2 separate regions of the Homo sapiens genome follow, and region 1 is linked to region 2. The links are chromatin loops, found by intact Hi-C in ENCODE. Cell type or tissue: pancreas. All regions are shown on one strand. Links, peaks and the distances in the headings refer to the core of each region. The heading gives the core; the rest is flanking DNA. Region 1 has its middle 36 kb from the start of DCTD. Region 2 overlaps WWC2 (WW and C2 domain containing 2).

What was found. A loop is a pair of places that touch in the nucleus more often than their neighbours do. Peaks named below come from ENCODE experiments on the same cell type or tissue, not always from the same donor. Only the 100,000 strongest peaks of a DNase experiment are listed, where the experiment ranks them.
Region 1: a loop joins it to region 2, with 3.0 times the contacts of the local background. A loop is called at or near these places in 5 of 110 quality-filtered maps.

What each region holds. Positions count from the first base shown.
Region 1 is chr4:182,945,758-182,961,089 of GRCh38, forward strand. No RefSeq gene overlaps it. Among named protein-coding and RNA genes, the nearest start is that of DCTD, 36 kb to the left of the region's middle. In pancreas, for the core only: no CTCF peak of the experiment used is centred there; no DNase peak of the experiment used is centred there.
Region 2 is chr4:183,255,868-183,271,199 of GRCh38, forward strand. WWC2 (WW and C2 domain containing 2) reads left to right here. Exons shown (of 23, transcript NM_024949.6): 10 at 3,772-3,861; 11 at 5,043-5,665; 12 at 9,111-9,240; 13 at 9,821-9,901; 14 at 9,998-10,084; 15 at 13,104-13,296; 16 at 15,213-15,332. Among named protein-coding and RNA genes, the nearest start is that of WWC2-AS1, 23 kb to the left of the region's middle. RefSeq lists a silencer at 1,031-1,090. In pancreas, for the core only: CTCF peaks have their summits at 6,208 (motif pointing left) and 6,796 (motif pointing left); a DNase peak (open chromatin) is centred at 6,734; H3K27ac peaks cover 456 bases.

The DNA of each region.
Region 1 (15,332 bases), core at 4,630-12,629, 310 kb before region 2:
AACAAAAAACAAAAACAAAAACAAAAAAACACAACAACAACAAAAAAACTATAATCATTAATATCAAAGTTTAGCATTGGTGGTGAGACCCATAATCAAACATTCATTTTTCTCAGCACCAATTTTAACAAAGATTAATTGCCATAGAAGAAAAAAAAAGAAGTTTTAAAATGGTCTGCAGAGATGGCTTCCAGGTTGTAGGTAGATAAGAGACAAATGGTTGCCTTCTTTTGAGTCTTTGATCACCCTTTTACTGTATGTACAATTTACATGTGAGACAGGAGTAGAGGAATAGTTACTTATGCCTTAGTCTGGCTCGGTGAATCTGCGTTTTTACGTAAACAATAGGGGAGAGGAAGCAATCAGCTATGCATTTGTCTCAGGTGAGCGGAGGGACTTTGAGTTCTGTCCTTTGTCCCACACCTGTGAAAATAAGCTATCAATTTACATTGTCAGGGTGAAATTCAACAGAATTGTTTTAGGGTAAAAGATCTTGAGGCCCACAAGAAATTTCCCTGTGGACAAATTGTGAAGGAGGTATGTAGCTTTTTCATCTTTGTAGCTATCTTATTTAGGAATGAAATGGGAGGCAGGTTTGCCTGATACAGTTCCCAGCCTGACTTTTCCCTTTGGCTCGAGATTTGGGGGTCCCAAGGCTTACTTTCCTTTCACAATATGTAAAATAGCCTGATTTAGCCATTACACAATGTATACGTATATCAAAACATCCCATTGAACACTACAAATACATACAATTTTTTCTTGCCAGTTAAAAAATGAAAAAGTGAGAAGTTAAAAAGTAACAAAAAGTGTTTTTAATTGTCTACACAAAGTTGCTATACTAGTTGTAAGTTCTCTCATGGCATTATGTTAGAACCACCAATGACAGACATTATTCTGTTTTTCCTTTTTTTATTCTGTTTTTCTAAGTTCTCAATGTATTTTTACTTAGACTGAAAACCTATTTTTCAACTCTGCAGGTATCACTTAGGCTTTCTAATTTGCATTCAGTTGAACTGCAGCTAGCTGGAGACTTAAAAAGGAAATACTCTTTTATCATTTATATAACAAGTGCTGCAGGTTCTATAATCTTTGAGATTCATATGAACCACTGATTTGTGACAACATCAGCTGACATTTTATAGACCATCAGAGTCATCCTCAAGGCAGAAATTTACAGTCTTGTGTCTAATAGCCAACAGTCACAGAAGTATTCATGCACCTGCTAACATTTATAGTCCTGAACATCACTGTACAACTTCATTGTACTGTACAATCTTTGACAGCAATTCCTTCTTCTGTTTTCAATCATTCTTGGTTATGAAGCTATAAAGTTATGAAAACATGAGAATTAGAGTCTTCTTTTAACACTTTTTGGTCTGTGTTTTTTCAACAGCAAAATTGGATTATTCAGCTCATGTGAAGACTTATTTAAACCCTTCATTTCTTTTCATTATCAGTCTGCTTCTCTCCATGGGAAAGATACTTTATTCCTTCAGCATGTAGGGTAGACAATCTTGACTCCTTTGGTATTCCATCTTGGAAAATAGAATCCTACAGAGATTACCATCTATACATTTCCTTTTTTTTTCCCGAGTGAGGGGAAAAAGTTAGGCGTCTCCAATGTCCAAAGGCCAGGAGACACAATGATGAGGTAATGTGCGGTGATTGTTCAGCACCATGACGCTAACCCATATCAGTGATTTTTTAAAAAGTGTTCTGGCTGGGCGCTGTGGCTCATGCCTGTGATCCCAGCGCTTTGGGAGGCCGAGGCGGGCAGATCACGAGGTCAGGAGATTGAGACCATCCTGGCCAACATTGTGAAACCCCGTCTCTACTAAAAATACAAAAATTAGCTGGGCGTGGTGGTGTGCGCCTGTAGTCCCAGCTACTTGGGAGGCTGAGGCGGGAGAATTGCTTGAACCTGGGTGGCAGAGGTTGCAGTGAGCTGAGATCACGCCACTGCACTCCAGCCTGGCGACAGAGAGAGACTCCGTCTAAAAAAAAAAAAAAGCATTCTGCAGCCATAAAAAGAATGAGTTCATGTCCTTTGCAGGGACGTGGATGAGGCTGGAAGCCATAATTCTCAGAAAACTAACACAGGAACAGAAAACCAAACACTGCATGTTCTCACTTATAAGTGGGAGCTGAACAATGAGAACACGTGGACACAGGGAGGGGAACATCACACACCAGAGCCTTCGGCGGGTGGGCAGCATGGGGAGGGAGAGCATTGGGACAAATACGTAATGCATGCGGGGCTTAAAACCTAAATGACGGGTTGACAGGTGCAGCAAATCACCATGGCACATGTATACCTATGTAACAAACCTGCACATTCTGCACATGTATCCCAGAATTTAAAGTAAAATTTAATACATAAATAACTTTTTAAAAAAATTCTGCCTATACACCATTACCCAAAACGAATCACACTAAGTGATCTTTTGGGATGAAGAAAAAAAATTATAACTCTCACTTATAATTAGTTTTATTTTTAAAGTTAAGCTTAACTAATATTAAATATATGGATAGACAGGAGTATATATGTATAATTTATTTTTTTAAAACATATAGATTAGGGCACATGCTCAAAATATTTTTATTGATATATACACAATCAAGTAAGTTTTGAGATTGCTACTAGAGATCATTGCACATCACTGAAAATTTTGGCCAGGGTAATGACATTGCAAAAGGGGAATTTTAGAAAAAACAATCTAAGAGCAATAGAGAGGTTAACTTGGAAAGAGCAGATATTCAAATTAGACATGCCAGGTAAGAGGCTTTTTTTTTTTTAACCATTTGTCTAACACTTTATTCTTTTACATTTGATGTTTCTTTGTCCTTTTTAAAAAATTTTTTTTTATTATACTTTAAGTTCTAGGGTACATGTGCATAACGTGCAGGTTTGTTACATATGTATACATGTGCCATGTTAGTGTGCTGCACCCATTAACTCGTCATTTACATTAGGTATATCTCCTAATGCTATCCCTCCCCCCTCCCCCCACCCCACGACAGCTCCCGGTGTGTGATGTTCCCCTTCCTGTGTCCAAGTGTTCTCATTGTTCAATTCCCAGCCAGGTAGGAGGCTTTTGCAAGAATCTAAATATCAACTAGGGTGATGACAGTGGGAAATAGAAAGCCATAGTTATAAGAGATGATGTAAAAGAATAACTTAAAATATTAAAAATGAAAAAAAAAAAGAATGTGTGGAAATTTTGAGCTAAGTTGGTTGGGGAAAAAAACAGGAATATCCATTAGGGGACTCAAATTGCACTATGATTGCCACTGACATACATGCCCACATATATAATGTAGAAGCTACAGTATTATCTGTTTGAACATGAGGCTTGAGATCCTGAAAATTCCCATAAGTGGAAGACACACAGTTGAATTACTTAAAATTTTACAGGAAAAAATGGAATTGTGAAGCAAGGATTGCACCCAAACTTGTAAAAGTCCTTAGAAATCTTGTTTCTTATTAGAAATCTTATGTTTCTTATATATAAATCGTATGTATTTTATGTTGAAACAACAAATAAGAAAGTCCTTCTAGTTTTGTATCCACTAAATAAGTAATGTGCCGAGCATGGTGGCTCACACCTGTAATCCCAGCACTTTGGGAGGCCAAGGTGGGCAGATCACCTGAGGTCAGGAGTTCAAGACCAGCCTGGCCAATATGGTGAAACCCCGTCTCTACTAAAAAATACAAAAAATTAGCCAAGCGTGGTGGTGGGTGCCTGTAATCCCAGCTACTCGGGAGGCGGAGGCAGGGAGAATTGCTTGAACCCAGGAGGTTGAGGTTGCAGTGAGCCAAGATCACGCCACTGTACTCCAGCCAGGGCGACAGAGCAAGACTCTGTCTCAAAAAATATATATAAACTAAAAATAAGTAATGAATATTAGATAAGAAATAGCAGTCAGACTTCCAGCTTCCATTCTGGCACATAAAAAGTTTGGAAGTGCCATTTCATCCTAACAAGTAAAAAACTGAACAAGGAGAAACAGATAAATCCACTACTACAGTGGGGGACTTCAACACTCCTCTATCAGAAATGAACAGATACAATAGGCAGAAATCAGTAAAGACATAATTGAACTCAACATCATCAATCAATTTGATATAACTGATGTCTGTAGACCATTCAACAACAGCAGAATATACATTCTTCTGAAGCTCATACAGATAATTCAACAAGATACACTACATTCTGGGCCATTGAACACACCTTAACAAATTTAAAAGAATAGAAATCATATGTCTGCTCTCAGATCACAATGGAATTAAATTACAAATCAATAGCTGCTGGGTGCAGTGGCTCATGCCTGTAATCCCAGCACTTTGGGAGGCTGAGGTGGGCAGATCACTTGAGGTCAGGAGTTCAAGACCAGCCTGGCCAACATGGCAAAACCCTGTCTCTACTAAAAATACAAAAATTAGCCGGGTATGATGGTATACACCTGTAGTCTCAGCTACTCAGGAGGCTGAGGCAGGAGAATCACTTGAACTCTAGAGGGTGGAGGTTGCAGTGAGCCGAAATCACGCCATTGCACTCCAGCCTGGCGACAGAGCAAGACTCCATCTCAAAAAAAAAAAAAAAAGAGAAAGAAATCAATAGCAGAAACATAGCTGGGGGCCAGATGGAATAGCTCATTCGTGTAATCCAAGCACTTTGGGAGGCTGAGGTGGGAGGATCACTTGAGCCCAGGAATTAGAGACTAACCTGGGCAACATCGCGAGACCCTCATCTCTACAAAAAAAAAAAAAAAAAAAAAAGTTGGGTGTGGTGGCAGGCTCCTACAGTCCCAGCTGCTATGCAGGAGCCTGAGTTGGGAGGATTGCTTAAGCCTGGGATGTTGAGGCTACAAGGAGCTGTGATTTTGTCACTGTACTTCAGCATGGGCGACAGAGTAAGACCCTGTCTCAAAAAGAAAAAAAAAAAAAAAGAAACATAGCTGGAAAAATTTCAATACTCAGAGAATTAGCAACACACTTTTAAATAACACATGGATCAAAAAAGAAATCTCAAGAGAAATTTTTAAATATTTTGAACTAAATGAAAACGAAAACACAACTTTTCAAAATGTGTGGAATATACCCAAAGTAGCACCTAGAGGAAAATGTATAGCATTGAATACATACAATGATAAAAAGAAACATCTAAAATCAGAATCTAAACTTTGGGCTTAGAAAACAAGAAAAAGAAGAGCAAATTGAATCCACAGTAAGCATAATAAAGTGACAAAAATTAGAGCAGAAATCAATGAAATTGGAAACACAAAATCAATATAGAAAATCAAAACCAAACTTGTTCTTTGAAAAGATTAATAAAATTGATAAGCTTCTAAACAGGCTAAGCAAAAACAAGAGAGGCCATAAATTACTAATACTGAAAATAAAAAAGGGGGCATCACTATAGATCCATGGACACTAAAACGGTATAAAGAAATACTATGAACAACTCTATGCTCACAAAGTTGATAACTTAGATTAAATGGACCATTTCCTTGAAAGATACTGAAATGGGAGAGTTCCCTGACCTCCCTCACAGGACATGTGACAGGGTTGTGTCTTGTCTGTTTGGCCACCATGCGCACTCAAACCCCTTATGGGAGGGGGAGCACACAGATGGACAGGTGCAGGAACTGGGGCAAACGCTTTTGGGCTCTGACCCCACAGTAGCATCTAGGGGTGAGTGTCTTCAATTCTCACGCCCAGTGGGCATAATACAGTGCTCTTTTAGCTCTGCCATTCGCAGACAGCTTAAGTGTTAATCAGCTCAGTGCCCTCTTGGTGCCTGGGTTCTTGTCCAGCATCCAGGAATAATCAGGTCACACATGGACTTGAAGGAAGGTGAATGTGGGGATTTTATTGGGTAATGGAGGTGGCTCTCAGCAGGGTGGATGCGGAGCTGGAAAGAGGATGGAGCGGGAAGATGATTTTCCCCTGGAGTTTGGCTGTCCCACAGTCGATCTCTCTGACCATCCCCAGCTGACTTCCTTTCAACGTTCAGACGTTCCTTCTCTTCTCTCCTCTGCTGTGCCACTCTTCTGCTCCTCCGCTCTTCTGTTTGTCTGCTCATCTGCTAGTGGAGCCTGGGTTTGGGATTTATATGGATACAAGAGAGGGGGGCATGGTGGGCCAAAAGGCAAATTTTGGGTACAAAAAAAGGAATGCCTGTTCCCATTTAGGGCCATAGGTTTCCAGGCTTGGGGGTAGGGCCTTGGCTGGGGAACTGCCCTCTTCTACCCAGTATTTATTTCCCTGTCTCCTGTCCATATCAACACAATATGCCAAAACTCACAAAAGAAGAAATAGACATACGATATGAATAAGCCTATGATATAGTTTGGATATTTCTCCCCAACCAGATCTCGAGTTGAACTGTAATCCCGAATGCTGGAGGTGAGGCCTGGTGGGAGGTGTTTGGATCATGGTGGCAGATCCTTCATGGTGCTGTCTTCATGACAGTGAGCTCTCATGAGATGTGGTCATTTAAAAGTGTGTGGCACCTCCCCTGCCACGCTCTCCCTCTATTGCTCCTGCTTTCACCATGTGATGTGCCTGCTCCTCCTTTGCCCTCTGTCATGATCGTAAGCTTCTCGAGGGTTCCCTAGAGGCCAAGCAGATGCCAGCACCATGCTTCCTGTAAAGCCAGTAAACCTCTTTTCTGTATAAATTACCCAGTCTCAGGTAGTTCTCTATAGCAGTGTGAGAATGCACTAATACAACTAGGCAGAGCACAGAGGATTTTGAGGGCAGTATATGATACTACTGCCCTTACCCACAGGGGCCTAAGTAGAGGGCTAATACACAATGGCATTCCTAGGAGCTGGGTGCGTGTGCAACCAATAGGGTATTGCTTGACATATGCAATCAAAGGCATCAAGAATGGATGATGAAGGCTGGGCGTGGTGGCTCACACCTGTAATCCCAGCACTTTGGGAGGCCAAGGTGGGTGGATTACCTGACGTCAGGAGTTCAAGACCAGCCTGACCAACATGGTGAAACCCCGTTTCTAGTAAAAATACAAAAAAATTAACTGAGTATGGTGGCGGCCACCTGTAATCCCAGCAATTCGGGAGGCTGAGGGAGGAGAATTCTTTGAACCCGGGAGGCAGAGGTTATGGTGAGCCAAGATCGCGCCACTGCACTCCAGCCTGGGTGACAGAGCGAGACTCTGCCTCAAAAAAAAAAAAAAAAAAGAATGGCTGATGAAAAAGTAGAGGTCAGCTGAGCGAACAATGCCAGTGTCATCATGCCCCCTCATTAGTAGGACCATATGTAGACAATGTGAAAAAATGGGGTTCTAGCCTAGGCCCACTTACAGTGGGGCTCCCTCACACTCATTTGGTGGTCATCATCCTGGTTCCAGAATCCATGACCTGGGTGGGCACACTGAGCCACTAGCAATATCCCCACTTGACTCTGTGACTTGTGAAGTAAGAGGAGTAGTATCCTACTTATAGCAGGCGGTGGCCAATCAGAAACAACAGCACAACATAACAGGTGGAATGGCAGAGATTAAGACAATCTTCGGAGACTTTAAAGGATACAAGGGTGGTGGTCTTCATTACATCCCCATTTTTTTTTTTTGAGACAAGGTCTAGCTCTGTTGCCCAGGCTGGAGTGCAGTGGCACAATCTTGGCTCACTGCAGCTTTGACCTCCCAGGCTCAAGCGATCCTCCCACCTTTGCCTCCTGAGTAGCTGGGACCACAGGTGCGCACCCCCATGCCCAGCTAATTTTTGTATTGTTTTTTGGTAGAAACAGGGTTTTGCTGTGGTGCCCAGGCTGGTCTTGAACTCCTGGGCTCAAGTGATCCACCCACCTTGGCCTCCCAAAGTGCTGGAATTACAGGAATGAGCCACCACGCCTGGCCTATATCCCCATTTTATTACCAGTCTAGCCCCTGTAAAAACCAGATGGCTCATGACAGATGACAGTAGACTTCTACAAATATAATTAGGTGATAGCCCCAATGGAAGCTGTTAATCCAGAAGTGTCTTCTCTAGAACAGACGATCACTGTCTTTGCAAATGTGTTCTTTTCTCACACCCATCAGGAAGTAGGATCAGAAGCAGACTGCAGTCACTTTAGATGGACAACAGTGAACATTTATGGCCCTGTCTCAGGGCTACGTTACTTCTGAAAATACAGTCAGAAGAGTTCTGCTGTTACATAGAACAGCCCACTGGTCTACTTTATTGATGTCATTGTGTTCATCAGACCTGATAAGCTGGAAGTGATAAATATCCTAGACACCCTGGTAGGACACACGTGCTCCAGGGGACGAGAGAGAGACTAGAAAGATTCAGGTGCCTCACACAATGCTGCAGTTATTAGGAGTCCAGTCATCTGGGGCGTGTTGCAATATCCCCTCCAAGGTAAAAAACAAGTTATTTCGCCTTATATCTTGGCCCATGCAGAAAAAAGTGCAATATTTAGTAAGCCTCTTTGGTTTGGGAAGCAGCATACTCCATGCTTGGGATCATCTCTATGACCAACTTATTGGCTGGCTCAGTGCTGCTGGTTTTGGCTGGGGTCCAGAACAAGAGAGCGCTCTGAAGCAGATTCAGCCTAGGAGGCAAACAGGACTGCTGCTTGGGCCTCATGTCCTGGAAGATCCCTTGGTTCTGGAAGTATCTACAGTAGACAAAGACGTTACATGAAGTCTCTGGAAATTCCCTGTAGAAGCGATACAGCACAGAACCCTAGAATCCTGGAGCAAGGCCATGTCATCTGCCAGATGAAAGTATACACCATTCGAAAAGCAGCACCTTTCATGCTAGGGGACCCTGACCCTGGTGAAAACTGAGTGTCTCACATGGGACATCAAGTGATGCTGACACCAGAACTGCCTCTTAGGAGCCAGCAAACCACCAGACATACTGTTGGTGATTCCAGCAGGATTCCACCGTATGATGGGAGGGAGCAGTGTGTTTGAGATCAGGCTTGAGCTAGTACAGAGGCCACAAGTGAGCTGTCAAACCCAGCCACCCAGACCCAATGCTACCTAACCCTCCTGCGCTATACTGAACAGCATCCCCCAAATTCATGTCTACATCAACCTCCGACTGTGACTTTATTTGGAAATAGGGTCTTTGCAGACATAATTAGTTAAGATTGGGTCATACTAGATTAGGGTGGCCCTAAATCCAATGAATGGTGTCCTTACAAGAAGGCCATGTGGGGGCCAGGCACAGTGGCTTACACCTGTAATCCCAGCACTTTGGGAGGCCGAGGTGGGTGGATCACTTGAGGCCAGGAATTGGAGACCAGCCTGGCCAACACAGCGAAACCCCATCTCTACTAAAAGTACAAACATTAGCCTGGCGTGGTGGTGCAGGCCTGTAATCCCAGCTACTTGGGAGGCTGAAGCACAAGAATTGCTTGAACCCAGAAGGCGGAGGTTGCAGTGAGCCGAGATCGTGCCACTGCGCTCCAGCGTGGGTGACAGAGCAAGACCCTGTCTCAAAAAAAAAAAAAAAAAAAAAAAAAAGAAGAAGAAGAAGAGAAAGGCCACGTAGAGAAGGAGGTAGAAATGGGAGTTACGCTGCCACAAGACACATGAAGACCCCAGAAACTAGAGGAAGCACAGCATTCTCTTCTAGAGCCTTTGGAGGGACTTTTGCCCTGTTGTCACCTTAATTTCAGACTTTCAGCCTCTAGATCTGTGAGATAATAAATTTCTATTGTTTTAAGCCATCCAGTTTGTGGCACATTTTATGAGAGCTCTAAGAAAAGAATATGTGCACCATCATCCCTCCCTCATCTCACACTGATGGCCAGAGGACAGAGAGAAAAAATGGCCTGGCTCAAAGATGAGTCAGTGGAGTATGTTGATCCCAGCTAAAAATAGGCTACTGCTACTTGACAGATCTACCCGAAGGTGGCCCTGAAAGATGGTGATGAGGAAAAAGTCCTCCCACTGGGCCAAGCACTGGACACAGCACCTAGTGATACCTTTGTATCGAGAAGAACATGGTTCAAGGTCAGTGTACACATGGAATCTTAGGCATAAGCTTTTGGGTTGTGGACTCTCAGAATGGCTTTTGCTGGTTTGTTAAGGACATGGAAGGAATAAGTTTGAAAAATGGGAACCAGGAAGTCTAGGGAAGAGACATACATATGGATAGACCTGGGGAAGAGGACACAAACTATGAAGATCTTTGCATTGCATGGCAGAAGAGGCATTCAGCAAGGAGGCAGAAAGTATGGCACAGCCAACTGATGCTAGCCAGCCTCTTCCCTTGCCACCCCAACACCTGCTAAAACGCCCATGAATGGAGCAGCCCCTATGGCACAGATGGAGGCTCTGGATGGAATGTGTTTCCTCTTTCTGCGACAATTTTCTTCCTGGTATCTATATGCTTGGCTAACTCTCTCTCTCCTGGACAAATACCCCTTCTCAGTGAGACACAGCTGCAAAGGCACATTGATCTGGGAAGCTAGAGAAGCTTCAGTTTTGGGGTACATAATTCCCACAGGCCCTGTGTGTGCTAGAAGTTGCTCATAGTTGTACAACATGGATAGGTGAGGCCAGTTTATGATTAGAAAGCATTTCTATGTCAGTATTCCTGGGAAATTGCCTAATCAGAACATAGGGACCTGTAATGCCATTGTTACAGTAATTACTTGCAATCTTTTCTAATTCTAAATACATATTCAAAACTCTGATTTCCCTTCAGCTGGTATAAATCTTTCACCTATTGTCAAATATTAACTTTAGGGACTAATTTTGTGCTCCAAGTTTGTGTTGTTTTTTTTTTTTTTTTTTTTTTTGAGACAGAGTCCTGCTCTGTCGCCCAGGCTGGAGTTCGGTGGCGCGATCTCGGCTCACTGCAAGCTCCGCCTCCTGGGTTCACGCCATTCTCCTGCCTCAGCCTCCCGAGTAGCTGGGACCACAGGTGCCCGCCACCACACCTGGCTAATTTTTTGTATTTTTAGTAGAGACAGGGCTTCACCGTGTTAGCCAGGATGGTCTCGATCTCCTGACCTCGTGATCCACCCGCCTCGGCCTCCCAAAGTGCTGGGATTACAGGCGTGAGCCACCGCGCCCGGCCCCAGGTTTGTGTTTTTTAAGGAGGAGGGCCCTTCAAATTGTATAAGCTTTGGGTCCCACAAAACCTGGCTGCTCCTGCCTGTCGCAGTTACTTCATGGAACACTATTCCTGCCCCATCCCTGCATCTTGGCACCCGATATCACTTACTCTGCTTCAATTTTTTTTTCTTTTTCATTGCACTCATCGCCTTCTAACATACTATCTGTTTATTTCTGCTTGTTGCTCATTATCTGATTCCCACCATTAAAATGTAAGCTCCAAGGAGCAGGCATCTTAGTGTTGGCTGATGGAAAAACCAAATTTTATCAAAATATTTTAAGAGGTTTATTCTGAGCCATTAGGAGTGATCATGGTCCGGGGCTACACAATCCCAAGAGTTCCTGAGAAAGTGTGCCCGAGGTAGTCAGGTTACAGTTTGCTTTTATACATTTCTGGGAGACAGGAATTGCAGACAATATCATAAATCTATACACAGAAGGGATACATTGGTTCAGTCCAAAATGGCGAGACATTCCGAAATAGGGGCTTACAAGCCATAGGTGGGTTTTAGGGATTCTTTTGTTGACAATTGGTTGAGAGATTTAAGCTTTGCCTAAAGACTTGGAAAGGAATGCCTGAGTTAAGATAAGGAGGTCTGCTCCTGTCCTGTGATGCTATACCAGAATTAGGTTGGAAAGTAAGCCACATTACACCAGGTTAACTTTTTAAAATCCATTTAGCTGGGACTACAGGCATGTGCCCCTTGCCTGGCTGGTTTTTGTATTTTTAGTAGAGATGGAGTTTGGCCATGTTGGCCAGGTTGGTCTCAGACTCCTGGCCTCAAGTGATTCACTCACCTTGGCCTCCAAAAATGCTGAGATTACAGGTATGAGCCACCACACCTGTCCAAGCCTAGAGTTTTCAATACATCAGTTGGGTGCTGGGTTTTAGGATAATTTGGAACTTAAGCAACCTCATTCGGAAAGATAGATTTCTGTATTTAATAGTAAACATGAATTTGAAATACAGATTTTTCCATAGGGAAGAAAGTTCTTTTTAAGAAAAACAAATCTGTTTAACAAGAGTTTATGGTTTATGGGGTTTAACTCCCCAGGCCCCTTATATAGGAATTTGGACAGGAGAAAAAAGATCAGAGTTCAGTCCTCAGGGTTATTTATAGATTCCCTGTGCCTAGTAGAGTGTGTGCTTATACTGGGTACCCAATAAGTATGAGTAGATGAGGAGAAAGAAGGGAAGGAGGGGGTGATGGGGGAAGGAAGAGAGAAAGAAAAGGAAGAAAGCAAGAGCAGATGGAATGATGGTGCTCGGGACCCACTATCCCAAAATATGACTAGAGGAGACCAGAATATGCCACCCCAAAATACACCTCTTTGGCACATTGATTATTTTGAGCTGGTTATTTTGAGAAACTGCAGACATAAGTTCAACTCTGAAAAGTTGTTCTTCTGTAAAATTAATTTACATCTATAAAGGACCTCTTTCCACCTGGTGGGATGCTCCCTCTCTGCACCAGGAAGGAAAGGATGGTTAGATCTCCAGACACTCTTGAGCAGTGGTGAAGGCATCACCTGAAATCTGCGTAACAAGCCTTGTCTTTATTTAAGGAGCTTTTCTTGGCCATCTCTTTGTTTCAGACAAGGGACAGCATTTAAGTCCGAAGTTTAGACTCCTTCTTGGAGAGCTAGTCTAGAGATTCACTTCTCTGTTTTTTTCCCACTGTATACATGAGGTACACATGTTAATAAACCTCTATTCATTTTTATCTTGCTAATCTGTCTTTTGTTACAGGAACTATGAACTAAGCACTGTAGTTCAGAACTATAAAGGGTAGAGAGAAAATTCTTTTCCTCCCTTCTGGAGGACACAATTAAGAGCCATAGCAGCCAGAAATGCCAGCCAGAGCTGATAGGACTCAAAGCGAGGGGTGTCTATTGGCCCTGGTCAGCCAAAATAATAGACCACAAATTCATGAGCCACAAGTGTCACCAGTGAGTGCCATCTGTGCACAGGGAGCAGGTAACTAGAGACATCAACAATGAGGCAAGCAATCATCCAGAAGGCAGCACAAGGAGCTGGGCTTGGGGACCTGAGGCCCCCATCTCCTCACCACCCTGAGACGGCCCTCACTAAGCATCTATATCCAAACACTGTCTTAGGGAAGAGAAGGGAAAGGGGAAAACCTTGGAACACCCGAACATTTACCTGGACTAGAGTATTCAAACCAGAAGAGATAGCTTTACTTGGCAAGCCGTTTCTCCTCCTCCCACAAGCATCCTACATACACAGACTGGAAGTTTGAGAACAAGATTATATCAATAATAGAAAATAAACCATGTGTTCTTTGGGCTTCTGAGTAGTAGTAGATTGCCTTTTAAGGACTAAGTAAAACTAATGATAGTGTTAAAGAAAAATTATCCAATGATGCCTCTTAAAGTGCCATAAGGCAGACTTTATTCAGGACCATTGTGATCGTCTTGGGACCGCTACAATGGAGTCTTGCTATGGTGGGGAGAAATTGGCCTCGACTCTGAACATAGCGTGGGCAAGTGAACTTTTGGCCAAGGAATGGTGGGGGGTGGTCAGTGGATAGAAAATTACTAAGAGGAAATGTCAGGGTAAGGGGGATTCTGGCTAACCTGACCTAATAGGATTCTTGCAGAAGGCAAGCCAGGGCAATCAGACATCATCTGGGGGCTGATGGAGGATGAGGAACCCGATCAGATATCAAGGATGATCAGATACGGAGGGTGGGAGGTTTTGGCTAACTTTACTTAGAAGGGCTCTTTTTCTAAAACTGGATTTTACAAGGAAGTACACAGATGGGCCTAGGAAAAGGCTCTTGAGCAAAGCTTGGCCAAGCCCAGAATCTTTGTGAACAGAGGAACACAGAATAACTGGTGGTATTTCAGTATGTTTTATTCTAAAAGGTCTGAGAGCATCCACCAAAAGGAGGTGTGCCGTCAATATTGTGGACTATTTTATAACATGTCTTTTTTTGTATTTTTACTTGCATGTTGCTTACTTTTGACTAATGACAACATCTACAAAATAAGAGACACCTGGCGATTTTTATTGTGCATGTGTTTACAAAATCTTGCTTCAAATGAATTATATCATTTATAGCACTTTGTCATGCAATCTTATGGCATGCAGCTTCTGCTGTATTAAAAATTAGATTAAATTAATTGGACTTTTAAAACATTTGTTAAACAAAGTAATGAAGTATAAATAAGAATCCCTAATAAATATCTAATTTATACTCCAGGCCCAGGTTCGGGAATACATATTGTGTAGGCACAGACACAGACACACACACACACACACACACACTCTCTCTCACACACACACACACACTCTCTCTCACACACACTCTCACACACACACGCACACACTCTCACACACACTCTCACACACTCTCTCACACACTCTCACACGCACACACTCTCACACACACACTCTCACACACTCTCATACGCACACTCTGTCACACTCACACACTCTCACACACTCTCACACTCTCTCTCACACGCACACACACTCACACACTCCCTCACACGCACACACTCTCACACGTGCACACGCTCTGTCACACACTCTCTCACACTCACACACACTCACACTCTCACACACTCTCACACATTCACACACACTCACTCTCTCACACACTCACACGCACACACTCTCTCACACACTCACACGCACACACGCTCTCTGTCACACTCACACACTCACACTCACACACTCACACACACTCTCACACACACACACTCTCTCACACACACACACACACACACACCCTTAGCCTTAGACGTGAAAAAGCGTCTTGTCTGGAAAAGGAACACATCTATCTGAAAAAGAGGCTGGAAATATGAAATTTTTTTTCTGGAATAAATAAAATCCCACTTTGCCTTGCTCCCTTCAGAATGTGGTGGAAAGCCTTTCCACTTAGGCAAGGGCTAATTGCTCAACAGAAAATGCCAATGAAGCTCATTGTAATGGGATTCTATCCATCTGTAATTTCCATTCCTAGAACCAAATACTTTCATCTGTTCCCATGTCTTCCAAAACATGAGTACCCTTGGTGGTAAAGGGAAGCATCTACAGATTGTCATTTCATTTTTGAGAGCCATTCAGAAAGAAAGAGGCATACTACAAGCCTGGGACTAAGAACAGATTGAATTCATTAAAAAGACAGAAGCCAAACTGTTCATCTCTGGTACATGAAAAATCATCACTGTTGTTGTTAAAACCATATGCTT
Region 2 (15,332 bases), core at 2,310-10,309:
CTTTTTTTCCTTTTTTTTTTTTTTAACGAACAGCCCAAACCTCACCAGAGACAGTAGGCTTGAACTCATTAGGAAGAGGAGCTATAAGATATTTATTTTAAAAATTATTTATTTAGTGAGATCCAGCCACTGGGTTTGTGTCATCTGGGGAGTAAGTGGTGTGGATATGATACCTCCATGGCCCTGTCTCCCATGATTGGATGTTAGCAGGAAGGGAAACATGTATTTTATATATGTAGTATGTTGACTTTCTGAGTTACCTGGAAGAGCCAGGTCATTTAGTATTCCAAATAAGTGGATACTAGTTTCCTTATCAGTGTCTATGGCCAAAGGCAAATCCTCATACTTACATTGCCATCAAAGGTTGAAGGACTCAGACATTCTTGCTTGATCAGCTTAAAGCTTTCTAACTCCTATCCTGGGATGCTCAAAGTGACTCAGTAGTTCACATGTCCAGAAGAGCAGAACCTGCTGCCATTGGGAACACTGAATCCTTTCTTTCCCAAGTAGATACAACCTCGTCTGGCTTTGGGTTTTGCTGTTGCTATTATGGTTTTGCTTTCTATTCCCCCATGCTCTGGCATTTTTTCTTATGGCTTCACCCTTTCGTGTCTTCCTCCTGTGTGTGTGGGTTTCTGCTCTGCTCATTGCTGCTGTTGCACTGACGCCGGGAGTTTAAGAGGGAAGAGAACGCCCTTGCCAGCAGTGTCTCCTCAGTGTCAAAGCAGGGCTGGCTGGAGCTTCTTTTGGGAAGTAGGATTTGCTGTGTGAAACTCAGTTTCATCATAGAACAGATTGTGTGCCACCAACCCCAAATCCTTCCTTTTCTTCTTGGTACCTACATGACTGTCAAAGCTACCTGCCGTATTCCCCAACATATTCCTGTTTTCCACTTATATTTGGGGTTCCCATTATTTCAGGGGTGACCTCTGGCAAGATTCCGAGTCATTGCTGAACGTTGGTGTCTGAAGGAGCTAGATGCACATGAATTTTCAGTCTCTGAGTGTGATCCTACAGCCCCCCCCCCCCCCCCCCCGGCTCTGTTCCTGCCCCCACAGGGCTGCAGTGTCGCCCACTGGGCCTGATGGCAGCGACTGTGCTCGCCACCTGGTGGTGGGAAAGAGGTGCTCATGGTGAAGCATTGCCAGGCCTAAAGAGAAATTGCTCGCAAATGAAAAAAACCATGCAGGGAAGGTGTTTCTATGCATCTTTCGTATTCTTCCCATGCAGTTATTGAAATTCCTTAAACTCTGTGCTTTCCTATAGCTGGTAAGATCTTAACATTGCTCCTTGTTTTATCACAAGTGTTGGGGGTTTGCCTTGTAATTGCCAAGACGTCTTAATTGTTTCTTAATTATTTGAATGTTTTTGCCACTGCTTCTGAAAAATTTTTTAAAGCAAATAGGTGGGGGCATGAGTGTCACTTAGTTTTGAGTGGAAAAGGGACTTCCTGCTTCTATAGATGACATGAAATTTTCCCTAGGTGCAGAATTCTGAGTTCAGGAGAAACCAGGCTGTGCTTCTCTCCTGCAGGGCACTGAGGGCAGAGTCAGGCAGGTGTGAAGGCCCACACTTCACAAAGGGCAGCTTGAAAGGGGATGTGGAGCAGATGGGCCAGGGGGAGGAATCTTTTAAGGGCCAAGTAGAGGAAACCCTTTCTCATCCAGCAGACCAACAGGCAGGAGTTGGAGAAGAACCTAGAGAGACAGGTGTGCACCCTTTTGAGAGGGCTGATGTCTGCAATTTCTTCTAACCCCTGGTTATGGGGAAGTTGGGGAGAGCATTTCACATGAAATACACGTGGATTCTGAGGAAGACTTCAGGCTTTCGCTAGGAGAGGCTTTGGTGATAACATCAGAGACAAACTGCGGCCCACTAGGAGGGTTTCTGTGCCTCTCCCCAGTGCCTTCCTCATGCTTCTCCCAGGGAAGGTTTCATCTCAACACCAGCAAGAACGGAGGGACTGGCCAGGGCACCCTGTGCTGCAGGGAGAAAGGGCTGATGTCTGCATTCTGGGATTGTAGGAGCTAAGTGGGAAACGTGAACAAGAACACAAAGACAGGCATCTGTGGTTCAAAGCAGACATTAAAGGGCTGGAAGAGCAGCTGCCGAGCATCACCTGGAGAAGGCTGAGGACGCTCCCTAGTGATGGAGAAGGGACAGCACTGAAAGTGTGGCTCAGGGTCACATTCTGACGTCATCCTGGTGCCTCCTGAAAGCATTAGAAAAAGGCTTCATTTTAATAAAAGCAATATTGAGTTTTAAAACTTCCTTCCGAAGTGTTTCTCTTGTTTCAGAAGACATGGATTTTAGTAGAGTTTGGGGCTTTCTTCAGACCTTTGTGCACTTTTAATTCAGTTAGTCTACTTCATATTACTTTTTTCCTCGTTGAGTTTTTATTTATATTTGAAAGATTTTTAAAATGACCGCTGCTTTTAAAAATACACCTTTGAAAGCCATGAATTAAGAATTTATCGCGCTTTTGAAGTATTAAAGAAAATGGCAAGAATTACTTTTTTTAGTTTAACATATAATGGAATAGTGTTGTTGACACATCAAAGGGATAGATACCTATAAATAAAATATGGGCATGTTTCCTTACTGCCAAAAACATATATAACATTTCAAAGAGATTAGAAATTAAGGAAATTTTATTTTTCTCCAAAGAAAAGTGGCTAGTTTTTATATCACCACTTTTCAGGGCATGCTGAGGCTTTGAACAAGTCAGATTTGTTTTTCTTCTCTGTCAAGCACTTTCTCATACATTACTCCATTGATCCCTTTAACAGCCTTACCAGGGAGACACAGGGGAATTATAGTCACCATTTTACAGATGAGAAAAGTAAGACCCTTGATTCAGCGACTTACCAAGGATATGCAGCTAGTAAGCTGCAAATCAAGATTAGAAACCCAGGTGCCCTTTTTCTGAATTCCATTCTGCTGCTTACTGCTCTGAACTACTTTATTTCATGATGTCTAAAGACCTTCACACGACATAGACTATACTTGCACAGACTCTTAGTTGCATAAACCCCTGGGTACTTGGTATATTTTAAAATGACTTACTATTCAAGTATACAGTTCTATAATGCTGTACTCTTAAAAAAAAGAAAAACTTTTGCAGTTGAATGTGGATGAAATTTTATGATAGTCCGACGCGGATGATGAGATGTGCTGTAGCTCGGAAGGGGAATCACTTTTAGGTCATCCTCTTCCCTAAACAGTTGAGCCCAAATTAGCCCACAATGGTATTGTGGACTAAAATTGTTTCTTAATTGCTAATTCTTATCAAATCAGGGTTGGGAATGTTATCACTAAATACTATGTTGGAACAAGCGTTACTAAATTCGGTATTTAGGGTGACCTTTACTGTTGCTGTGAAATGTTTTAGGAAAGGGTTCCCAGGTCACAGATCTGTGTCAGGATTCTAGTCTTTGGTTAGTTTTTTGTTTCCTTGGTTATTTTCCTCCTCACTCTTCTTCCCCAACTCAAAGGACCATATTACTTACCCATTTAAAAAGATTCTAGGCTACCAGCAATTTTAAATTCTCAGTGACATGGTGATGGGGCATAACGCTCCCTCCCCATCCTTCAGCTTGGCTCGTGCAGCTCTGCCCCCCACACTTCTTGCCGGTGTCCTGTTTTCTGTCTGTGGAGCCCATTCACATTTTTCCCTTGTGATCTGTAATGTTTGTACAATGAGAATCTTTCTTTCCTTTTAGTTTTCATATTTTGTTATAATCATTTGAAAATAATTTTTTTTCTTCCTAGATTGAGATTGGAAGAGAGAAGAAAAGAGCTGCTACAGAAACTTGAAGAAACTACTAAATTAACTACTTATTTGCATTCACAACTTAAAAGGTGAGCTTATCAGATTTTTGAGGGGAAAGCTTTTCTCCGAATAGCATGTTCTTGTTCATCTTTGATTACTTTTCACTTTATTTCCAACTACTTTAAATAAAATCATTATAGTAGCACAGTTACTGTTTGAGTGATCAGATTTAAAGTCACATTTTCTTTTGCATGAACCCAGTGTCATATTTGGAATACATTTGAAATATGTTATAGAAAGAAGATATGTTTTAGCTGTCAGTACATTTAGGATAATAACGCATTTTTCCCATTGCCCCATTTTTTAAAAAGGGAAAGTGGAGGAGCTTTGCCTTAAAATAGCCATAGATTTCCTTACATTGATGAGAAAAATACTCACTCCTCACATTCACACACAAAGAGGAAACGTGAGCGAACCCAAGGGTCTTTTGTGTGACTTCTTTCTTTTTATAAGCTTGCCTTCTTTTCTCTAAAAATAAAAAGCTTTTTTTTTAATAAAAAACTACATTAACGCTTTTGCCCTGTTTTTTCTTGCTTTCAATATTTTTTAATGGCAAAGTGGCTTCTAGATGTCTATGCAAATAAACTTATCAACAGGTATTTGATTCCTTTTATTTTTGCAAAAGGAGGATAATGTTTAATAAGAATAGATTTGCTACTTAAAGAGTATTTGGAGAGCAAGGCTGAAAAGGTTAACGAAGAAGCATAGACATGGTATACAGTTAGGTGCCACATGATGACTTTTTGGTCAAGGGCAGACTGCATATATGATGGTGGTCCCGTAAGATTGTAATACTGTATTTTTACTGTGCTTTTTCTAGTTTAGCTATGTTTAGATACACAAATACTACCATTGTGTTATAATTGCCTACAGTATTCAGAACAGCAACTGCTGTGCAGGTTCGTAGCCTGGGAGCAATAGGCTATACCACATAGCTTGGGTGTGCAGTAGGCTGTACCGTCTAGGTTTGTGTAAGTACACTCTGTGATGTTTGCACAGTGATGAAATCACCTAACCATGCATTTCTCAGAACTAGACCAGGTCGTTAACTGACACACGGCCGTAATATAGGGAGTTCCTCTGTCCCTGGCCATTGATTCCATTCTTTAGCAGGTTTCTTCCCTCTGCAGATCTGAAGGAGCCAGTAGAGATTGTGATTAGGTTTTCCATTTTGTAACAGATTTTATGGTGTGTGCTTTTTGTCTTTCAGCCTCTCTGCCAGCACCCTGTCCATGTCATCTGGGAGCAGCCTGGGTTCCCTGGCATCGAGTCGGGGCTCTCTGAACACCTCCAGCAGAGGGTCACTCAACTCCCTCAGTTCCACCGAACTCTATTACAGCAGTCAAAGTGATCAGATAGATGTGGATTATCAGTATAAACTGGACTTCCTTCTGCAAGAGAAAAGCGGTTACATTCCTTCTGGACCCATCACCACCATCCATGAAAACGAGGTGGTCAAGTCCCCTAGCCAGCCTGGCCAGAGTGGACTCTGTGGAGTGGCAGCTGCAGCAACAGGCCACACTCCTCCACTGGCTGAGGCCCCGAAGTCTGTGGCCTCCCTGTCCTCGAGGTCCTCCCTTTCCTCCTTGTCTCCTCCAGGCTCTCCCTTGGTTTTGGAAGGCACGTTTCCCATGTCTTCTTCTCATGATGCCTCTCTCCATCAGTTCACTGCTGACTTTGAAGACTGTGAGTTGAGTAGCCATTTTGCAGATATCAGCCTCATCGAAAATCAGATTTTGCTGGATTCTGATTCAGGAGGAGCCTCCCAGTCTCTTTCAGAGGATAAAGACCTTAATGAATGTGCTAGGGAGCCATTATATGAAGGAACTGCAGGTAAATGCAGCCCTTTGCTTTCATGTATTCCCTGTTAGTGATTTTAAGGAGAATGATTGGAGCATTATTTTTCCATATAAACAAAGGGTATGATTCCCCTTCTCTTTCTTTTGAGTAATCGTTTTGGCTTCATTTAAGAAGGAGCTTTTATTTATATACCTAGATATTTTTCATTATCAAATAAAAATTACCTTCCCTATTTAGTAGACTTAATCATTTAGTACCTGCTCAGTTGTCCAGAGACACTCTGTGTGTGGTAGCTGACTGGGAACATATGTTGTGAACATATTTCCAAGTAGATTCCAGTTCTGAAATAGCAAGGCAAAGAAGAGGATTTTCTTTTAAAAGTTGGCCTAAAACAGATTAAAACCAAGGCAATTAACATAGTAGCTAATTAGTACCAAGGTTCAGTGTTTAGATTGTTCAGGGAATTCTATATAAATACAGTTTTTGTTTCAAGCCAGACTCCTTTTCTGGCGAAAAGTTAATTTAAAACAGCAGGTTGCAGTGTATGGTATTACCCTGCCACCTTCTGGCCAGGTTAACAGTTGCAGCCCCGGGAAGGGATTACTAGAGATTGTAGTTCTTAGGCCTGCATTTGTATTCAAAAAGACAGAAACAGGAAAAATATCATTTTTTTGTTTGTTTGTTTGTTTTCCTTTGCAAAGCAGGAACTTTGAATATGTTAGATATGATTGTAAAGAGCACAAGATGTTTCCCTTGTTGGCAGATGATCACTGTTGGTCTGAGGAGGATGATCTGTTCCAGAGCTAGCTTGAGACAAAATGTGAAATAAAAGCCCCAGTGCTCATCTACAGCTGTCCTGTTCACAGCTACATGTTTTACTGACCACACAAAACAGGGCAGGGCTCTTTAGAAGTGCTCTCTTCCTGTTCCCAGAAGCATTTTTATTTGTATGTATGGTCCTAAGAATTCTGAGTAATTGATTGGCCAATTCAGATATGTAAAGACATTGACAAATCCACCTTGTTTCTACGGTTTCAAATACTGAAGAGCCAAGTGCTGTGCCCTGTCAGTGGCCTGGGCCTGTGGGAGGGCCCATGAGACATTTGTGTGGTTTGTGCGCCCTCTCCTGGGGAGATGTCAAAGCTACAAGTAGCAGGTTATGGAAATAACCACAAAGAAAATAACCAGGGGAATGGTGTGTGTACATAATGGCCCCAACAAAACAGAAAGCCGCGTGGGGCCTTCACCACTGCTTCTGGGAAGGAGTACGGTGTGTGTGCGTGCGTGCGTGCGTGTGTGTGTGTGTGTTAGGGGGTGCATACCACTCCTGGAACCAGCCAAGCCTCCACTCACATTTTAGTCACCAACGTGTTTGGGTAAGCACACTACCCAATCTCTCAGGATTATGATTCCTTATCTGCAAAATGGGGTTGCTACAGTAATCCTTGTGTCAGGCTGAAGGATTTAATGCAGTGATAACATGTGAAGCACTTAACCGTGTCTGGCACTCAGCACACAGTTCATGGTAATTATTAGTACTCTGTGACAGTGATGATGATAAGTAATAAACTCTGGCTAAACACAGTTCTTACTGTAAACCATGGAAAGCTATGAGAAGAAGAAAGAGAAGAAAATGGAATGTTCTGTGCCAGCGTTCCTTCCTGTGCTTTGAACTTACATCTTTTGACCTTTCAAGGTAGTTTTGCTCTTCCTGTATTTGGAGTGGTATCTAGTGACCACTTCTAACATTCAGCCAATTTGGAGGGGCAGTAAGTGAGGCTGGATGCTGGAGAAGAGGGGAGAGAGTGATGAGGGAAAAAGTTGCCTAAAGTCTGTCACCCACCCAGTAACCCTGAGGTCTGGGAGTCCTGTCTTGCAAGTGTGTCTGGTTGGCCCATGCCTTGCTCCTGACACTTGGGTCTTGCTGTGTCTGAAAAGTTTGTGGATGGAGACAGTATCTCTGAACCTTTGTGAAACAGTTTTTAACTTTTTAAATGCATATATTAGAAAACTGCTGTTAAAAAGTTACCCTAAGAGAAAATACATCCAAGAGCTTTGATTGCAGATAATATTCAGTTGCATGTCTGAAAACAAGTGAAAGCGTATATTTAACCATAAAGGCTAATTCTCACAAATTAGCTGGGCATGGTGGTAGACATCTGTAGTCCCAGGAGGCTGAGGCAGGAGGATGTCAAGGCTGCGACGAGCTGAGATTGCACCACTGCACTCCAGCCTAGGTGACAGGAGTGAGACCTTGTCTCAAAAAAAGGAAAGATGAATTATCTTCAAGTCACCAGCACTTTTTTTCAGGGGACGTCTGCCCTGCATGTGGGGTGGTGGCTCCCTATCAGGGACGTTTGTCATCTCCCTCAGTGCTCTAGAGGCTTAGGCAGGTAAAGTCAAGTCCCTTTTACGTAAACTTTGCTGTCCAGTGCCAGTCCCTGCTGGATGACACCAACCACGTTGGAATAACTGCAAAGGCCTTCCGCAGTCAGTCACTGTCATTGTCAAAGTCAATTTCAGGCTGCTGTGGTTATTCCTGGGGGTAATCAATAAATCATGTCATCACCTTCACCCTTCACAAAGGGGGGTGGGCGGAGAGAAGGCACTTCATCATCAAGGAAAAAGCATTCCCACTGCCAGAAATAAAGTGGAAAATGCAGCAATCAATCCTGTAATCTGAAGCCTTAAAACTTAAACATCTTCACAAGATGTAAAGTCACGGCTCAGAAGGGGGCCAAAATGCATACCAATACAGATCCCTGCGCTCACTCTCACTCACTGGAGGATGAAAGAGCACCACAGGCTTGCAGCTCATTACAGTACAGAGCACAGCCTTAAATGAATGTTCCTTGCTCACTGCAGGATGCTGGTGTATGAATATGAGTTCGAGATAAAAGTTAAGTGGTCATTGGTACTAAAGATTCAGTAGCACAAAAAGTTTTTTAATGGTATTGGCTGGTGAGGAGTTCCTGTGAGTCAAAGACATTTTTTCTTTATTTCTGTTAGAATAGTAGCACAGGAGATGTAGGATATGGCATGTGGAGAGAAGGGGAGACCAAAAGAGGTGGAAACTTATCCATTGAGTAGCTAGAAGCTCTCTCTGTGATAGAAATGTCACTTGAGGGAGATAGATCATTTCCTATTCCTGAATATATGAACACTGCAGTGAATGCTTGAAAGAAAGAGACTAAGGACCAATGAGAATTTGTGTAATTCATCCCTTCCCTTAAAATATTTCAGGACAAAGAAAAACCATATTCTCTTCCAAGTAATGACTGAAAAAACTGGCGTCCCAGGAATCTTATAAGTCATAGTGCCTTGAGTTGTTTACAGCTGTAGATTTGAATATTAACATCCTTGACTCCCAGAAGGAAATCTTATTTTGGATTGCTCATGACCAAACTATGTATGTATTTAATACTTAACTTTTCCAAATAAGACATTCTGATTAGTGCTCTCACCCTCCCCTCCATAGATGTGGAAAAATCATTACCAAAAAGAAGAGTGATCCACTTGCTTGGGGAGAAAACCACTTGTGTGTCGGCTGCTGTGTCTGATGAGTCTGTGGCTGGAGACAGTGGGGTCTATGAAGCTTTCGTGAAACAGTAAGGATTCAGCAGGGGCGCTTTTAGCTCCAGCGAATCTCCATCGCCGTGGATGTGGGTTATATGCTGTAAATGGACTGCTACCATTAGTCCGCTCTTTGGCTTAGTAAGGACTTTAGCCGTTAAAGAAGTGGTGTGCCTGAAAAGTTCAGTATATCAAAAATGACTTAGCCATGGAAATTATCGATAAACAGATTGGTGTACCCAGAGGCAATTGACCCTCTTTAGAATTTAAAAACCTTGAATTTAGTGGGAATATTGGAAGAATTCACCAGACCCTGTTTGGCACATGAAGCTTCTCACGTGTATTTCTGAAAGTCTGAAATGTCTCAAGGGTGTGGTATATTTCTAGTAATAAGGAAAGTAGTCATCAGAGAGGCTTTGCCCTAAAGCCCAGAGGCGGGCTCTTCTTGAAAAGAGCCTCTGAAACAGTAAGCTTTCGCTGGGATCAGTTCCACTGGGAGGGCATAGGAGTGCTGTTAATTTGGATTTTCATTCAGAATCACTAAGTGGCAAACTGTTAACCATAACAATCGATAACCCCATTAATTAACTGTTCATCTACTCCCTGTCCATATAGACCTAGTGAAATGGAAGATGTCACATACAGTGAAGAGGATGTAGCCATTGTAGAGACCGCCCAGGTTCAGATAGGACTCAGGTAAGGAATGTACGTGGGAAAGGAGCAGTTCTGACATCTGTGCAGGGCAAGTGGCCTGTGGTGATTCCTGACTTCATTTAGCCTCTCTTTTGACAGATACAATGCAAAAAGTTCAAGTTTCATGGTGATTATAGCACAGCTCCGAAACCTTCATGCCTTCTTGATACCTCATACTTCAAAAGTGTAAGTAAAATCAGCGAAGATCAAATTGAGGAACTTAAACATTTCCATGTAAGAGAATTTTACACTGTAATCATACAGTTCATCAAAATGAAGATACGGAAAAGACATAGCAGGGCTGATCATGTCTAAATGAATGGCAGATAAAGATGAGAAGGGAAATGTGAGGAAGACATATTGAGTTTTAATTCTTACTCAACTGATTCTTTCTAAGAGTAGAAGCCAAGACATTTAATCTCTTTTTTGTAACCAGAAGCACTGTTTTATGCTGTGTTGGAATTTGATTGAAATATGGGTAAAATTTTTGTTTTTGTGTAATTGTTACTACTGTTGTTTAAGGAATTTTCTAATCTTTTACATTAAAATGTAGTGATTAAATTTTATGTATCTGTACAACATTGCCAGTCAAACATTTTATCATGCTACATGTAAGAGTATGTTTTTATCATCAAGCATTTACTTCCCTGTGACCAGTGAGTTCTTAAAGTTATTTCACTTCATCAAACCAAGAATCCCAACAAAGTGATGACATAATGCTACACAGTCCATTGCTTAGAGACTTTTTGCTTCCTGACAGATAAGCCTAAAGATCTCATGACAAATAAGTCTGGAAGTCTTAGACACCACCATTCACATTTTCTGACATCAGAGTTTCAGTGACTCTGAAGGGCTCATGGCTGGAAAGTACCAGGAAGAATCCAGACTTCGACTTAGCACTATGACGTAGAATCCGGAATATGCATGTCCACTCTGCATTGAAACTTCCTGTAAGAAGTGGATCTTAATAATATTTTGAATATGCAGTGCAAGGCTTTGGAAATTTAAAAAGAGCTGTTGAGGGGTGATCCCCAAGACTCTATACCCAGCCAGGTGAATGTTTTCCTTAATGATAGAGTATATTCCTTAGTGATAAGACTTTTAATAGAATAAATTAAAGAGTTCTGCATGTTTTTCCTACAGAGTTGCTTGTAAGTTCACCTCCTAACATTCCAATAATCATCAGAAAGAAGAAACTGGATCTAAGAGAAAAAGAACTAGATAGAAATTATGTAGTTGACAATAGAAGAATAGAGATAGTGGCTTTCTTTTTTTTTTTTTAAGAGATGGGGTCTCACTGGGTTGCCCAGGCTGGTCTTGAACTCCCTGGGCTCTCCCACCTTGGTCTCCCAAAGTGCTGGGATTACAGGCGTGAGCCACCGAGCCCAGCCAAGATAGTAGATTTTAATGTGTTGACAAGCATCAAAGCTGGAGGTAGGATAGGATTCCAGGAGGAGGGTGAGCTTAGAGAACTTCCTGAATCAAAGTGTGGACTGTCCACATCATTAGTGAGACCAGTGAGGAGAGCAGGCATCACATAGAAGTGCCTAGATCAACGCAGAGAGCCTGCTTCCCAAATGCGAGATGAAAAACACCAGTCAGCGGTGTCCAGGAAGACTGGCTTGATATAAACTGTGACTTCTCCCTACCAGTAGATAAGCTGTGATGTTGGAGCATGCCATTGGTGGCCTTTTAGTAAAGCAAATCATGGAGAAGACAAGTCTACCAGAGACTGAAACAATAAACAGTGAGAACTAATGCACAACTTCAGGAGAAAACTACAGAACACCCCAAGAACACACACCTTCTTTAAACTCACTGTAAGGGTGCACCTGCAATATGCTCTACTTCAACTAAACCAATCACAGTCATTCTCACTTACCTCATAGGATGTCACCAAGTCCCTTCTGGAGGCATGGTGATACCTGCGTAGTGTAGGACCAGTGAAATACTCAGCCCAACCAATGAGCAGACATTTGCTCTTCGGCTCCCCAGCTAATGTGCAGGCACTTGTTGAGTTGGTGCGAACCTTCCTGACATATATAGCAATCTTTCCTTAAACCCACATGTAAAAGCCTTGGCCTAAATAATGACACTGCTAAACATGACAGCTAGTATGAAATATTCTTAAAATTGTTCTTTTTTTTCCCAACCTCAAAAGTTATTTTTTGATTATTAATTGTGACAAGCAGAAAAGATTTTCTTCTGCTGAATCTTCGGCCTCCCAGGGACAGTGAGCTGTGTCTTAGTAAGGCTCTTTAATCAACAGCAGTGGGCTTCAGGCCCACTAGGTTTTCATTGCTGAATCTCCATAATTAATATTGATATGAAATACAAAATAATATGACATTCCTCAGTTCTGCATTTGAATTACAGTTTTTCTAACGGAGAAAGGCATGTTTTAGAATCTAGATTAGACAAGCCTGGAAATGGGGGTGGAGGGGATAGACTTAGCGGTATTCTCTTCCTGGGATTTAAAGGAAGTTACCTCACGCTCTTTCTAAGAATTGTGGGTCCTCATACAATGTGTGCTCAGAAGAGTCACTTTAAGGTAGTATTAGAAGTTATTGTTTTTCTATAACTCTTCCTCTGAATTTTACAAAGCACGGGACTCTTAAAACAGTTTGTCGTATCTCAGAATTTGGAGATGCTAGACAGTGATATTTTTGAACCGTTGTTTCATCTGTTTTAAATTTTCTTAACAATATGCTACTGAGCCTTTCTTTTTCTCTAGTAGGATAATGTATTCCATTCCTGGGAGGTGATCATCAGCATCTCTTGTTTAATACTCAGGATGAGGATTCTGTGAGATAAAGTCACCAGTATCTACTTAGTGTGTTCCCACCTTCCCAGGCTCAGAAATAACTTATTTTGGAATTGGCTGTCCATGGGGCAGGTGGGACGTTAAATTCGTCTGCCCTACGGATTTTCTTCCTCTTCACTTTCCTATCATGTGCCTTTGCTGCAGTCTCGTGGTGAGTGGAGGCTGGGCCATTGCATGCTCAGGGGCGTAGTCAGCTCGGGTGGGTTAAGGACAGAGCATCTATGCAGCTGAGCACGGACCCGTGATGGCAGCAACACTTTAGATTGATCTTGAACTCCACGATCCCTCATTTTCTCTCTTTGCAGATAATTTCAAATGATAGCTGTGAATCTGGTATAATTAAAGTACCTATGAAATCCATTTTATTCTTGTTCTTTGCAGATATTTTAGGGTTGCCGTTCTTCCTTCCTCAACTGATGTCAGCTGTCTGTTTCGCACAAAAGTTCATCCGCCCACAGAATCCATTTTATTCAATGATGTGTTCAGAGTCGCCATTTCCCAAACAGCCTTACAACAGAAGACACTGAGGGTAGACCTTTGCTCTGTCAGTAAACACCGAAGGGAAGAATGCCTGGTAGGATTCTTCATAATTCCCATTACCAAATAGCACTTAGATTGGGTGGTCTGAGGATATACTTTGTAGTTGCTATTTTGCCAGCCCTAGAAATCACTACAGACCTGCCCAACATCTTGGGATACATCTAGTGTTTGTTCATTTTTTTCTGAAGTAGTGGTTTCTGTTTATTCTCTTATTCCAGACCTTTAAAATCTGCTTATAAATTGTGATTTTCTGTAAAAGTTGCTTTCTATTTCTACCTTTTCACCACAGAAGAACTTTACCTTTGTGACAGCTATCACTCATGGAGTGTGCTTACCACTCCCAGTACCAATGCCAAGCTTTGCGTGACTGCTGTGTATATATTATCTCATTTAATCCTCATGACAACCTGATGAAAGATTGGTTATGAAATGGATGATTATCCACTATTTTCAGATAAGGAGCTGCTTAGAGAGGTAATATATTCAACGGTCATACAACTAGTAAGCGATGAAGCCAGATATCAAAAAGATATCCCCACATAATTACATAATTCACTGTTACAAATTAAAATTAAGCAAGACCACTGAGTACTATATAGTACCCTTATTCACCTCATTCTCCTCCACCACAGTATTGGAGCTTTCGGGAAGATGTGATGTTACTGTTTAAAGCAATATGACATTTAAATGCTACAGCAGAAGACTTCACAGTTAACTAATTGTGAGTTTAATACACTGTTGTGCGTAATAACCAGAAAACCATTATGTCCCAGTAAAGTTACATAAGTATTCAAATGCAGGCATCTAGAGATGTGCCATGTGTTCAGAAAACAATGTGAGTCTCCAATTGAGCTTTTCTCTGCAGTCCAGTGGGAAGCACAGAAACACATGTTTCATGATGAACAAAGTTTAAGAGGGGTAGGTTTCTTCTTAATTTTTCTTCTTGTTTTCTTTACTTGAAAAAAATATCTGATGATATTGTCTGACAATAAAGTTAGAAAGAAGCAGAGCTAACAGACTCGTTAGGCTATCAGAAAGGCTTTAGTATCATAGATGTCATATTTAGTATAATAGATGTCAGAGGCTCCCACAAAGTTCATAAATATTATATTGATAGCCTTAAAGAAGAGTGTAATTGAATTTAGATTTTGTCTATGTGTGATTTGGTGGAATATGGAAAGCCTTTATCCTTTACTTTTTTTGCCATTCTACTAACTTATGTATCTAAAGAAAACTGTTGCTTTTTGATGTCTTATTCAAGAACCAAAGTGGAGTTTTTATTTTTTTTTCAGTGGATAATGGGTTGTTTGTGAGTAAGTCACCTTTACAGCATATTATAAGAAGTACTATGAGGCCGGGTGTGGTGGGTCATGCCTGTAATCCTAGCACTTTGGGAGGCCGAGGCAGGCAGATCACCTGAGGTCAGGAGTTCGAGACCAGCCTGGCCAACATGGTGAAACCCTGTCTCTACTAAAAATACAAAAATTAGCTGGGTGTTGTGGTGCGCACCTGTAATCCCAGCTATTCAGGAGGCTGAGGTAGGAGAATCGCTTGAACCCAGGAGGTGGAGGTTGCAGTGAGCTGAGATCACACCACTGCACTTCAGCCTGGGAGTCAGAGCAAGACTCCATCTCAAAAATAATAACAATAATTTCACATTTACATAAAAGGCATGCTTAGTCATTAGGTCTTCGCAAAATGGTATCTCACAAACTAATCCCAGGATTAGCTTTTAGGTTGGGGGTTATTTCTTACTTAGTCACAGCTGAAAATATAACATATCCCCATGTTTTAAAAAATCCAGCAATGCTTTATGTCAGGAGAATTGTGTTTTTTTTACCCTAAAACAAGCTCATTCAATAATCTTTATTATATCAGAACAAATACTAATTTAAACATTTTATTTTCTCTTCCTTATTTTTTTTTCTTTGTTTTCTTTCACTTACATAGGCTGGAACTCAGATCAGCCTGGCAGATTTACCATTTTCCAGTGAGGTTTTCACTCTATGGTATAACTTGCTTCCTTCCAAGCAAATGCCTTGCAAAAAGAATGAAGAAAATGAGGACTCT